Linked DNA regions of Homo sapiens: regions 1 and 2 are each linked to region 3. A link is a contact called in ENCODE Hi-C or POLR2A ChIA-PET data. All regions are on one chromosome and are shown on one strand. The core of a region is the stretch at or near the end of the contact, and the rest is flanking DNA. Distances in the headings are between cores, read along the strand shown. Region 1 overlaps VCF2 (VCP nuclear cofactor family member 2). Region 2 holds the start of USP51 (ubiquitin specific peptidase 51). Region 3 holds the start of PHF8 (PHD finger protein 8).

Region 1 (4,141 bases), core at 1,065-3,564, 1.1 Mb after region 3:
GCTGAAATGAGTTAGGACTTTGGGGGACTGCTGGGAACAAAAGATTGTGTTTTGAAATGTGAGGACAGGAGTGGTGACTCACGCCTGTAATCCCAGCCAAGGCAGGCAGATCACTTGAGGTTAGGAGTTTGAGACCAGTCTGGCCAACATGGTAAAACCCTGTCTCTACTAAAAATACAAAAATGAGCCAGGTGTGGTGTTGGGTGCCTGTAGTCTCAGCTACTGAGGAGACTGAGGCAGGAGACTTGCTTTAACCCGGGAGGTGGAGGTTGCAGTGAGCCGAGATTGTGCCACTGCACTCCAGGCCGGGTGACAGAGTGAGACTGTCTCATAACAAGAAAAAAAAAAAAAGAAAAAGAAAAAGAAAAAAAAAAAAAGAAATGTGAGGACATGAGATTTGGGAGGGGCCAGGGCGGAAAGATATGGTTTGGTTTTATCCCCACCCAAATCTCACCTTTAACTGTAATCCCAATAATCCCCATGTGTTGAGAGAGGGACCCGGTGGGAGGTGATTGGATCATGGGGGCAGTTTCCCTCATGCTGTTCTCATGATAGTGAATGAATTATGAGATCTGATGGTTTTATGAGTGTTTGACATTTCCTCCTTCACACACTCATATTCCCTCCTGCTGTTCTCATGATAGTGAATGAATTATGAGATCTGATGGTTTTATGAGTGTTTGACATTTCCTCCTTCACACAATCACATTCCCTCCTGCTGCTTTGTGGAGAAGGTGTCTGCTTCCCCTTCTGCCATTCCCTTTCTGCCATTCCCCTTCTTCCATGATTGTAAGTTTCCTGAGGCCTCCCCAGCCATGCAGAACTGTGAGTCAATTAAACCTCTTTCCTTTATAAATTACCCAGTTTTGGGTATTTCTTTTCTTTTCTTTTTTTTTTGAGATGGAGTCTTGCTCTGTCACCCAGGCTGGAGTGCAGTGGTGCAATCTCGGCTCACTGCAAGCTCCGCCTCCTGGGTTCACACCATTCTCCTGCCCCAGGCGCCCGCCACCATGCCTGGCTAATTTTTTTGTATTTTTTAGTAGAGACGGGGTTTCACTGTGTTAGCCAGGATGGTCTCAATCTCCTGACCTCGTGATCCGCCCGCCTCGGCCTCCCAAAGTGCTGGGATTACAGGCGTGAGCCACCGTGCCCGGCCAGTCTTGGGTATTTCTTTACATTAGTGCAAGAACAAACTAATACACCATCTAAAGAAATGCATTTGGGGCAACTCAGGGAGCTCAGAGAAACCACAGAAGATATGAAAAAAAGAACCAGGGCCAATGAAACATGGAAGAAATTGATTCTACTTAATCCAAGTGACAGGAAGTTAAAGACCTACTCCTTAGTCTAATGGAATACCAAATCTGGAGTCTGGGGATTGTCAAAGTGAGTGATGTGTAAATTTATACTTTCCATGTTGATCTGTTAATCATCTATTTGTTTTATTATGTTACAATCTTGCCTACTTCAAAAAAGTCTTTTAGTAGTAAAGGAAGAGCAACTCTAACTCCACACAATTACTTTCACTTGAACCCTGAGAAATAGCACAGATATAAAATCTTTTCCACTCATTTTAATTAGATTTTATAGACCAAAAAGTTGGATTTTTTTCCCTTCCATCAGATGAGAATGAATGAATGACTTTCTCCCTGGAGAAGGCTATATATTTTCTGCTCTTCAACCTAAATATCATTTTCCCTAAAGTCTCCACCAGTATCTTAATGGGCAAATGAATTTGTAGTTTTGTTTGTAACCAGAAAATTTCCATTCATTATAACAATACTGTGGCCAGAAGATACATGGAAATTGCCAACCAGTCAAATGTGCGCCAGTGTAGAATCTCACATGTGATTTAGGCAGGTGCACCATCTTTGTACAGTTGGTCTCAAGAAATTGTCTTAAACAAAATATAAAATAGATCTCAATGGCTTCCTGGTCAGAATATTTGCCTGTTTTGCCCAGCCTCGGTTCATGTATTCAACCAGTTGTTCCATTCAGATGATATAGGTTGTACTCTGACCACAGCCTCCAGCCAGGAGGAACAAGAAATCGAGGAGGAGACAGAGTCTGGTAACAGTGTCAGCTTTAAGATCTGACTCACTTTGTAGGGATTTAAGTGACAATATTACAGAGCATTCATTTGAAAATGCTGCTATATAAAAAGAAATGAATTTAGAAAATCATTCAACATGGAGACTCTGATGAAGAGCTTAGAGTAAACTTTGTTTCATTCTACTGTTTCTTTGGTTATGTAAACAGAGAACTACTCCCTAGAGAAAATGTGTCCTGGCAGCCCTGGTCTTCACTATAAAAGCAGAGATACCCTGGCACTGCTGCTTGGCCACTGTGTTTCTTTTAGCAAATCATTAACCACTCTCAGTTTTCTCAGGATTGTATGTAGTCATAGGGATAACTTACTGTCAGCCTCCCACTCCTCACCTATGAAATGGAGAGCCCACACCACCTACCTCAGGGGTTAATGAGTAACTCGCACAGAGTGTGGCACAGGGTGGGTTTGAATTTAAGGGCAGTTTCTTTCCCCCAAGCACCACCACACCTCATTATTGGTGCAGCATTCTGCTCTTGCTTTATATTCTCATTTAAAATATATAACAGGGTCTAATTTCACCTCTTAAACTAATCTGGCTCCCTTTTTTCAAACTCCTAATTTTGAAAAAAAAAAAAAATCCAGACAAGTCCTTTTGTATCGCCAAAGGTTCTTGCCTTAGCCACGCCAAAGAGAGAGACACAGATCAGACCGAGAGTAAAAAAGCTGTAGGCTTTATTAAGCAGAGTGACAGTACAAAGCTTTCACAGCGTGGAAGGGGTCCCGAGCGGGGTAGCCAGTGTTAGATTTTTTTATCACCTTTTAAACTCTCTAAGGCAGGAAATATGTGTGGTGGGAAGATGTTACCAGAGGGAGAAACAAAGACAATTAACATGTCTCAGATCTTGAGGAAAACTGGAATTGTAACTTAAGTTTTCTCTACTTATAACCTTGCAGCGGGATGGCAAAGGAGACAGGATCTCACGGGATTTTACAAATTGTGTTTACAAGGAATTGGAATTGGGACCATAGATAAGGTCTGCTGGTCACAGAAAAGTGGGCTTTTAACATTCCTTTTAGTTTCAGGGGAGGGGGAAGGGAGAGAGGGAGAGAGGACACAGGGAAGCTTACAACAAAATTTTCGCTGTTTATAGCTTTCTTGGGGAAGAAAACACAGGCGCAAATTCTGATGTTAGGAATGTTTTAAGCACATATCTTCAATATTATTCATCCAGGACCAAAGTAAGTCCGCATGCAGGAAATGAGTGAGTTTCACAGCTTTCTGAGCCCCTACTTGACCCAGGAAGCCCAGCTGGAACCTCCTCTCACTTTCTACTTTCTTCTGATATTCCTTGAAAATACTTCTCCTTCATAGCGGAGATAAGTAGTTTTAAACAGCTTGGTTCCTTCCCTGCTGTGAAGTATTGAGTTTTATTTCAGGACCAAAGGACATAAACCAGTTTATGACATAAACAGGTTTAGACAATCTGCAAAAGACAGGACAGAGATTGCATATTGTATTTACTAGGACAAGAGATTTACACTGACCACTCTGGAATAAGACTGTGCTTACTTAGTTCAACTAAGTACTGAAAAGTCTTACAGAGACTGAAAAGCCAACACTTTTTCTGTGTGTATGTAATTGCTTTATTATTATTATTATTATTTTACTTTGAAAAAATAATGCTTTGTCATGGTGACAGTTTTATCTTTGATATCTTTAAATAGGGGGAATGAATGGAAATTTGCTTTCTCAGCTGTTCAACTACACTGTGTTTTTAATAGACACTTTCTTTCAGTAGGATGCTATGTATTTAAGCATGCAGAATTCTTCCTGGGTATTTCTGAATCCTGTTGTGTACATGTGGGTTGAAAATTCAAATATCTCATCTTCTTTAGTACTTAGTTGCTCACTTTATTGTTAGAGAAACTGGTGGCTAGGTATCCTTTCTCTATTTTCTGCCATAAAACCTTTTAGAATTTAAATTTCTTCTCACCATACATCTGGTATTGACTTTGGAAGCACTGGCCATAGAAAAAATGTTCTTACTCAAACCATCTAATTAAGAAATAATTGACTCATGCCTACTCCCT
Region 2 (3,697 bases), core at 18-2,517, 1.4 Mb after region 3:
AGCCCAGGCTGGCTGCGGGAGCGGGCCCGGGGCTGGGGCCGAGGGCGGGGCTTGCGGCGCGGGCAAACGGGCGAGGAGCTGCTGTGACAGCGAAGGGGGATTGAAGGGAGCACCTTCTCGTCGCCGCCGCTGCTGCTCCACGTCAAGTTCTCCTCCGGCGCGGGCTCACGCTCTTGTAATGGCTCCAGCTTCATCTCCTCGGCTTCACGTCTCGAAGACGCCTTCGTAGCCCCCGCCGCCGCCTCCTCCATTTTCCCCGCCTTCTCAACCGCCTCCTCAGGAGAGGCTCCTCCCCCACCTCCGGAGATCCAGCGGACCCCAGAGCCGGAGGGCAAAGAAGTTTCTCGAACCTGGGCCATCAGATCACTCCCCGACCTGAGGAGCAAGGCGTCTGGAAAACAGCTGCGACTGTAGATGAAAGGAGACAGAGACTTCTGTGAATGATCTGCCCAGCGTCATGGCCGCGGTGCGCAGTTAGCGCCCCCAGGACCCCTCCCATCGGCCCTTGAGCTCAGCCCGCGGCTTCTGTCGGCTCCACCCACTCAACTGAGAGGCCCCTGGAGCTGATGGGGAGACCGAGGCGGTTACCTGCTTCAAAGGCGATCAGATCATGCCAGGGGACTGGGAACAGAAGGCTAGCGAGCGGTGGGGGTGGGGAACGGCCTGAGCTTTAGGACAGAAAGGATGGAAACTTCTTTAAAAAAGGCGCCACCCTCTGACTGCTTTTTTGCGCCCTGCGCAGCCTCGCTTTGGTGCAGCTTCCTCTGACGTTCTTTCCCTGTATCCTAAAAAACACTTGGGTCAACATTTTCTCTCCAAAATGGCTGAAAGGACGCACTTTTGGAAAATGAACTCACAGGAAGAAAGTGTCCCTCTGTTTCTACCTAACCTATACTTCTGTGACCCGGTGTGTTCCACTCTAAGCCGTTGCCCCTCAGCGCACTTTCGGTCCACCCAGCTCTTGCGCCCTCTCACGCTTTTTCGCGCTTGTGCTCTCACACCCCTTTTCTTGCTTCTGCGACTTCAATTCCTATGATTTCTCCTAGAATTCGGATTACTACTCCCTCCCTTCACGCATTTGCCACCTCTATGGCCACCACTATCCTCGCGCGACCCCCGAAGTCTCCGCTCCCTTTTCCCTCTCCTGCCCCCGCAACACCCCCAGCCCGGCAGTTTGTTTAAAGGTCTGGGTTACCTTGGGCCCCAGGCGCGTGATATAGAACGTCAGCAACTGCTGCTGTCCAGGCGCTCCTCAGCCAGCCTTCTCTCCTGACCTCTCCTCAGGGCTGGTCACAAGGGGGCCGCCCCCTGGCCCCTCCCCTCTCGACGTGCGGCCCCCAACCCCGGATTCTGCCCTCCTGCAGTGATGAATGGCACCGCTGTCCCGCGCAGGCAGGCAAACCTCTTCCTGAAACAGACTCTGCTGGAGGCAACAGCAGCAACAGATTCTACAGAAAGCCCCTGAAATGGAGGCTCAGGCCTCACCTAGCTCCAGGCCCGCACTCCACAGAAAAAAAGATTCACCCGGCGTGGGGGTGGGGGCTTCCAGAGATGGCAACCCTCTGGCAGGAATCCCTCAGGATCCTGTCAGAGCCTGGTCTCTGGGAGTTGACGGAGGGAGGGAGGGAGAGAGAGAGAGAGAAAGAGAGAGAGATTATCCCAGAATGTGCAGGGGAGGAAGCATAAGCAAGGGCTCAGGCTCAGAGAGACCTGAGCCCAGGCACATGCTTGCTGTGTGACCTCGGATAAAACACTTAACTTCTCTGAGCCTTAGTTGTGTCAATTTTTAAAGAGAAATTGAAATAATAACCCTAGCCCAATGTGAACACTGAGTCATAGTATATATCAAGTAAAAGACCTTTTTGGCGAGCTTTATCTGTCACACCTCTTTTTTCAGTCCGCTCCTGAAAATCAGCATAGAGAACAACTCCTGATGCAGAGTAGAGGAGAAGAGAATGCCTTTCTCTTTCAAAGCTCTCTCAAAGTTATGGCTCAGTTCACCCGATCATCCATCCTAGGCAGTCCATATACAGGAGCATGTATTCAACAAAGATGCCATAGGTGCATTATAGCGCTAGATTGTGCTGGGAGAAGCACAAGATACAACTGTTTGTGTCCTGAAGTCCATACGCCAGGAGACTTTTCCTTTTCTTTGACAGATCCGGCATCCAAGGCGACAACCCGGAGGAAAGCTATCTCCAGGGCTTGTTGCCCTTCCGGTCCAATCCCAAGAAAATTACGGTTTATTACAGCGGATGTTTAATGCTACATTTAATCTCTCTGAGAAAGTCACACACCTCCCCTCAAAACCTCACGATTAGGATTCAGCTCTCTTAACTTGGCAGTGGCATCTAGTGGATACCTCCGCACAATGGATATCACTGATTTTGTGACTTGGTTTAGATTCGACCATATCTCAGTCACATACTAGCACCCGGAGGGAAAGTGCTTTGGAATTATAGACTGGCTTGTGCAGGAAAACGTGCTTTTTCTCCCCTAGGGAAGGGCATTTTCTCAGCCACAGCTAAGCAAAGAGTTGCTCCACTCTGGGTTAGCAGCCCTAGAAGGAAATGCTGAGTCAGTCATTTGCTAGCTGTGCCACCTGTGGCTTGGATCCCAGCTGCTCTGAGACAGCCCTGCACCCTTTATGCAGGCAGGGAGGCAGGGCACAATTTATAAATACTTCTGTCTTCTGAGCCTTCGCTTTCTCCTGTGCAAAATCAGAATCATGAGAATGCCAGCCCTACCTAGATTGGTTTATTCAGCAGATATGTAAAGAGCACCTACTGCTGCACTGGGCACTATGAATATACAGCCAAACAAAACTGGGCACAAAAGCAAGTAAGCCAGAGTCCCTGCCTGAGGTCCACATCGGGAAATGCATAGGAATGTGCTGTGAAGATTAATGTTAGTTAATAAAGGCCTAAAAACCACTCGTAATCAACAACTTAATATTTGGGAGGTGGGATTGTTACAGTGCTTCAAAAAGTTTCTGAAAACAGTTGTTATTGAGCTAGACACGCCTTTAAATCAGCCCACACGCTATCGTGACCAAACAAACGATTTCTTCATTGACAATTGTCCTGTAGGAAAACCTCAGGACAGCGTGATGGGTCACTACTGTCAAAATGAAAATGAATGGGTCTGCATGGTTTAGGCCTTTCTGGAGTTCACTGGTTCCTCCAAAATGAAGCTGCGTCTAACCTTCTGGTGGACTTAACAGACTGCTAGACCCCACTCCCAAAGTTCCCAGTTCAGTGGGTTGGGTGAGGCCCAATAATTTAGGTTTCTAACGCTGTACCAGCTGATGCGGATGCTGCTGGCGTGGAGATGGTACTTTGAGAACCACTACTGTGGGATAATGTGTAAAGAAGCCCAGGTCAAGGCACTCTGGCCTTGGTAGCAGGAGCCATGTCTGATGGAGCTGGTTTCCCAGGCCTGTGTTATGTTGGCGTCTCTTACAGATTCTAGCTGTGGCAGGTGTGGCAGGGTCCTTTGGGAGTGGGGTGGTGTATGAAAGAGCAGGATTGGGAAAAAGCCTGCCTCTGTGCTCCTGGTGGCTCGCTCAGTACCTTGAAAACTGGACCCCTGAAGCCTCACACAGCCTTCTTTCTCCCAATCTGGGCCTCTTCCCCTCAATGACCTCGCTTCTCAGAGGCCAGCATCCCAAAGGGCAGACTTGGAGCCATTACCTGCC
Region 3 (4,096 bases), core at 45-2,544:
GGGCTCCCTCTATTATGACGCAAACCACAGCGTCAAAAATGAGGCTGGGGGTATCTCAAGACAAGACCCTCCTCTCACCACCTGAAATAGGGCCAACCAGAGAGAGATAAGGGATCCCTGAAAGTCTCTTCAGGTTACTCAAAGCCTTCACGAACAAGACAGACAAGACTAGGCGCCCAACTCAAATCACAGTTCTGGGGTCGTGTTCGGAGAGTTTAAATAATCCTTTCCATCACTCTCAATATCATTCCTTCCCCGACCAGTCAGGAGTCTCATCACCCCCAAAACTGAAATAAATATAAATCTCTAAACTGACCAGCTCGTTCTGTACTTTAAAGATGACAGGGTTCTGGCTGCATCCCTGAAACTCAAAAGGATCTATTCAAAACCCCTCAAACTGACTAGAATTTCCTCACACTCCCGAAACTAAGCAAGGATTCTTTTGCATCGCTCGGAAACTGGCAGCGTTTCCTTGCAGCCCCCCCTCAAACTGATGAGAGCTCCCTAGTCTCCCCAAATGTTCAGGTACCTCACAGTATATCCTAAAACTGACAGTAATAGCCTCGCAGCCCCCAAAACTTACAGGAATCTTAACGCTTCCCCAACTGACAGGAACCTCCTCACGCCCCAAACCTGACAAGAACGTCTTCAGTCCAGAATCCTACAGGGACCTCCTCATGCTTTGGGCTGCAAGGACTCCACGCCCGCGGAGCTCAGCCCCAGCGACACGCCGGCAGCCGGGCTAGCTCCGGGACTGCGAAGCGCCTCAGCGGAGGCTCGTCCGGTAGTTCCGGCCCCTACGGCGACGCGCGTCGAATTCTGGGATAGTCCCCGTACCGCCGGGAACCTCGCTCGCCTTCCCCTCGAGCCCCCCGCTGGGTCGCGCGGCGCCAGCCGCTCAACGGTGCTTCAGAGCAGCCTCCTCCACAACATTCCCCTCGGCCCGGCCGTTCGGGCCTACTGGAGACCGCGGCTTGGGCCTAGTCTGGCGGCCGCCCGGCGAACGGGCAAGTGGCGTCGTCGCTGGGCCGGCAGGAGATACTCGCGAGCAAACCAACGGGGAAAGAGATGAACCGGCCGCCACGTCCGAGGCACACGGCCCGAAAAGTCGCTGGGAGAAGCCCAGTGGCGGTGGTAGGCAATTCGGAGTAGTCAATAAAGTTTATTCAAAACAATGAGGAAGTTGAGGCGGAGAGGGGAGGAGAAATACGGGATAAACAGCTACCATGTTGAGAGTGGCGGCGCTACCCAGACAACCAAGGCGACCGCCATCTTATGAGGGCTGGACTCGCGAGGTGAGCGCGGCGGAGGCGGGGAACCGCGAGCCGCCGGCTCCCGGGTGACGTCATCGGGGGGGCGGGGCGCCACCTTGAGAAAGGAGGGCGGTTCTCAGCCACCTTTGGACCCGCTCGTCTCTTTAAGGTGCCCAATCGCCGCTGAAGACCTTGAGCCCAGAGGCGGAGAAGCCGCCATCTTAGGCGAGGCAGACGTTTGGCTCCATTTTGAGTGGGGCCCGAAACTTCCTAGCCTTCCCCCTCCTCCGGGCAAACAGGGAGTTCAGCTACCCCGACTCGCACACTCCTCCTCCCCAGCCTTCTCCTCCTATGAGAGGAGGTGAACTCGGTGACTCCAAACTACAAAATTAATAGGTGGCGGCGGGGGCGGGCTTCAGCCGGGGTAGAGGCGGAGTACTCACCGCGGCTCCTGTTCATTGAGCACCTTCGATAGGCTGGGCTCTTTCCCACGGTCTCTGCGTTGTTGGTTCTTCCCCCTGTGAAGGAAGCTCTGTGATTATCACCAAATGAAGGCAGGGGCTTCGAGAAGCCAAGTGACTTGAGTCCCGGAGCAGGGACGTTGAACCTTGTGCCCTGTGCTACCCGCGTTCTGTCCCCAGGCCCTCAGTGTAGTTCCTCTGTAAAGCTGCTGCCAACTCCACAACTCCCTCTGAACTCTTCTTTGACCCTACTGTTTCACTTCAGTTCAAATACAGTTCAAGGATTTGTTTGCACCTGTCCCACAATTTTCTGACTATAGCCTGAGGGGAGGGGAGAGGAGGGGGGATGAGAGGAAAGGCTGAGTTAGTGGAGCTTTGCTGAGTTAGTGGAGCTTCGTACATATGCTTCAAGATGGCCTAGGTTTTCTCAAACATTCTAGAAAATTCTCTAGGAGTTATCTTACTATTTCATTTTCTTAAAGGGTCCCATTGCTTTAAAAAGGAAATGTGTGCGTGCACACAATTTACTAACCAGTGATGGTGGGGTAGGCCCTGGGGATGCAATGGTGAAAACAGGGCCTCTGGAGTGGGAGGGCATCTGCCAGTGCAGGAAACAAAGTTGCGAGTAAACAATTGGAATAGAAGGCACAGTAAGCACACAAATACCACCTGCAAAATGACCTTTGCAAAATGCAACATGAAGCTACAAAAGAGCCTTACAAGCTGCTTGCAGCTGCTGTAAGAAAGACGGCAGGGGGACATGGACGATTAAGTTCACTTAAATAAACAAGCGAGAACATTGTACTCAAAAGGATCAACGTGTACAAATGCATGGAGGCACATAGAAAAATATTTACTAGAAGTTGAATATTGTTGGAACAAGGAAAACAGAAGAGAGATAGGTAGGAGGTCAAACAGTAAAGGGTCACAACATGAAAGATTGCGAAATGCAAAAGAGTTTAGATTGTATGCAGTTAGCAAAAAGAAAACACAGGTTTTTGAGCAGGGGTAGCTTAGTCTCATATTTGTGACTTACCCAGAGGATGGTTTAGGGTTTTTTTTTTTTTTTATGTTTGTTGTTTTAGAGACAAGGTCTCACTCTGTCAACTCAGGCTGGGCGGTCATAGCTCACTGCACCCTAGAACTCCTGGACTCAAGCGGTCCTTCCGCCAGAGCCTCATGAGTAACTGAGACTATAGGCGCACACCACCACACTCGGTTATTTTTTATTTTTTATAGAGCCCAGGCCTCGCTATATTGCTCAGGCTGGTCTCAAACTCCTGGTTTCAGATCCTCTAAAAGCGCTGGGATTACAGGCCTGAGCCACTGCACTGAAAGGTCCAGGTTTAATGGGACCTGAAGCTTATATGGTTTGGGGGAGGAAGGGTGAGACGTCTTTAAGAAAAAAATAGCCGGGCGCGGTGGCTCATGTCTGTAATCCTAGCACTTTGGGAGGCCGAGGCGGGCGGATCACAAGTTCAGGAGTTCGAGACCAGCCTGGCCAACATGGTGAAACGCCATATCTACTAAAAATAAAAATATTAGCCGTGTGTGGTGGCACATGCCTGCAGTCCCACGTACACAGGAGGCTGAGGCAGGAGAATCGCTTGAACACGGGAGGCGGAGGTTGCAGTGATCCGAGACTGTGTCATTGCAGTCCAGCCTGGGTGACAGAGCGAGACTCCATCTCAAAAAAAAAAAAAATGACTTATGAATACAAAATTAGGTTCAAAGGTAGGCAGTAAGAGTATTTCTACAAGCAATTCCTTCACCTGGGTAATAATTACGAAGAGAAGTGATACAAGGCACATGTAAATGTACCATGGGGCCGGGTGCAGATTGCATGTCTGTAATCCCAGCACTTTGGGAGGTCAGGATGGGAGGATCACTTGAGCCCAGGAGTTCAAGACCAGGCTGGGCAACATAGTGAAACCCTGTCTCTACAAAATAAAAATAAAATGAATTTTTAAATAACAAATATCCCATGAAACCCAACCTAAATATATCCCCCAAATCAACTTCCCCTTAGGTGGATCTCAAAAATGTCAGGCAGCTCCAACACCACCTAATGCAAGGGAAAGTATGGCCAGGCCCTCAGTGGAAAGGGACAGCACTTTGAACCAATTGTTGTTTAAATGTATTTTGTGAACTTTATAAAACACATCACCATGTGACCCTATGGAAAGTGACAGGTCCTGCAGTTTAAGATGTCTTAGCTTCACAAGGAGTCAGGAGGAATGAGGCTGTTTCACTAGTGTTGGGGGGAAAAAATTGGTCCAGGATAGTTTGGGAAAGGGTAGAAAAAGATGAGATAATTTGGATATTTTGGAGGTTGACTAGGCAGTGTTTGGAAACTGATAATAGCAGATGAGTGAGTGAAAG

Evidence for each region. A loop is a pair of places that touch in the nucleus more often than their neighbours do. ChIA-PET counts read pairs that join two places held with the same protein, here RNA polymerase II (POLR2A). Pooled maps may share reads with other maps.
Region 1: a map of posterior vena cava shows a loop between it and region 3 (20-fold over the local background). The contact joins the enhancer-like site here to the promoter of PHF8 in region 3. A Hi-C loop is called at or near these places in 2 of 168 maps with a recorded cell type or tissue (endothelial cell of umbilical vein and posterior vena cava) and 1 of 50 pooled maps.
Region 2: a pooled map shows a loop between it and region 3 (4-fold over the local background). The contact joins the promoter of USP51 here to the promoter of PHF8 in region 3. A Hi-C loop is called at or near these places in 7 of 50 pooled maps. POLR2A ChIA-PET finds 5 or more read pairs at or near these places in 3 of 52 experiments (CD4-positive, alpha-beta T cell, activated CD4-positive, alpha-beta memory T cell and naive thymus-derived CD8-positive, alpha-beta T cell).

What each region holds. Positions count from the first base shown.
Region 1 is chrX:55,140,342-55,144,482 of GRCh38, forward strand. It overlaps VCF2 (VCP nuclear cofactor family member 2), which reads right to left. Exons shown (of 3, transcript NM_001166701.4): 3 at 2,761-4,141. Among named protein-coding and RNA genes, the nearest start is that of VCF2, 19 kb to the right of the region's middle. Within about 2 kb of position 2,315, at least 2 of the 41 ENCODE cell types and tissues checked have a DNase peak (open chromatin) inside an H3K27ac peak, as active enhancers do.
Region 2 is chrX:55,488,581-55,492,277 of GRCh38, forward strand. It overlaps USP51 (ubiquitin specific peptidase 51), which reads right to left and starts at 1,268. Exons shown (of 3, transcript NM_201286.4): 1 at 1,196-1,268; 2 at 589-785; 3 at 1-408. The coding sequence starts at 359. It overlaps LOC101928692 (a long non-coding RNA gene), which reads left to right and starts at 361. Exons shown (of 2, transcript XR_244468.5): 1 at 361-466; 2 at 1,285-2,933. RefSeq lists enhancers at 1-683, 201-640, 861-960 and silencers at 1-30, 1,351-1,460.
Region 3 is chrX:54,043,179-54,047,274 of GRCh38, forward strand. PHF8 (PHD finger protein 8) reads right to left here and starts at 1,295. Exons shown (of 22, transcript NM_015107.3): 1 at 584-1,295. RefSeq lists enhancers at 967-1,216, 1,427-1,886 and a silencer at 1,237-1,406.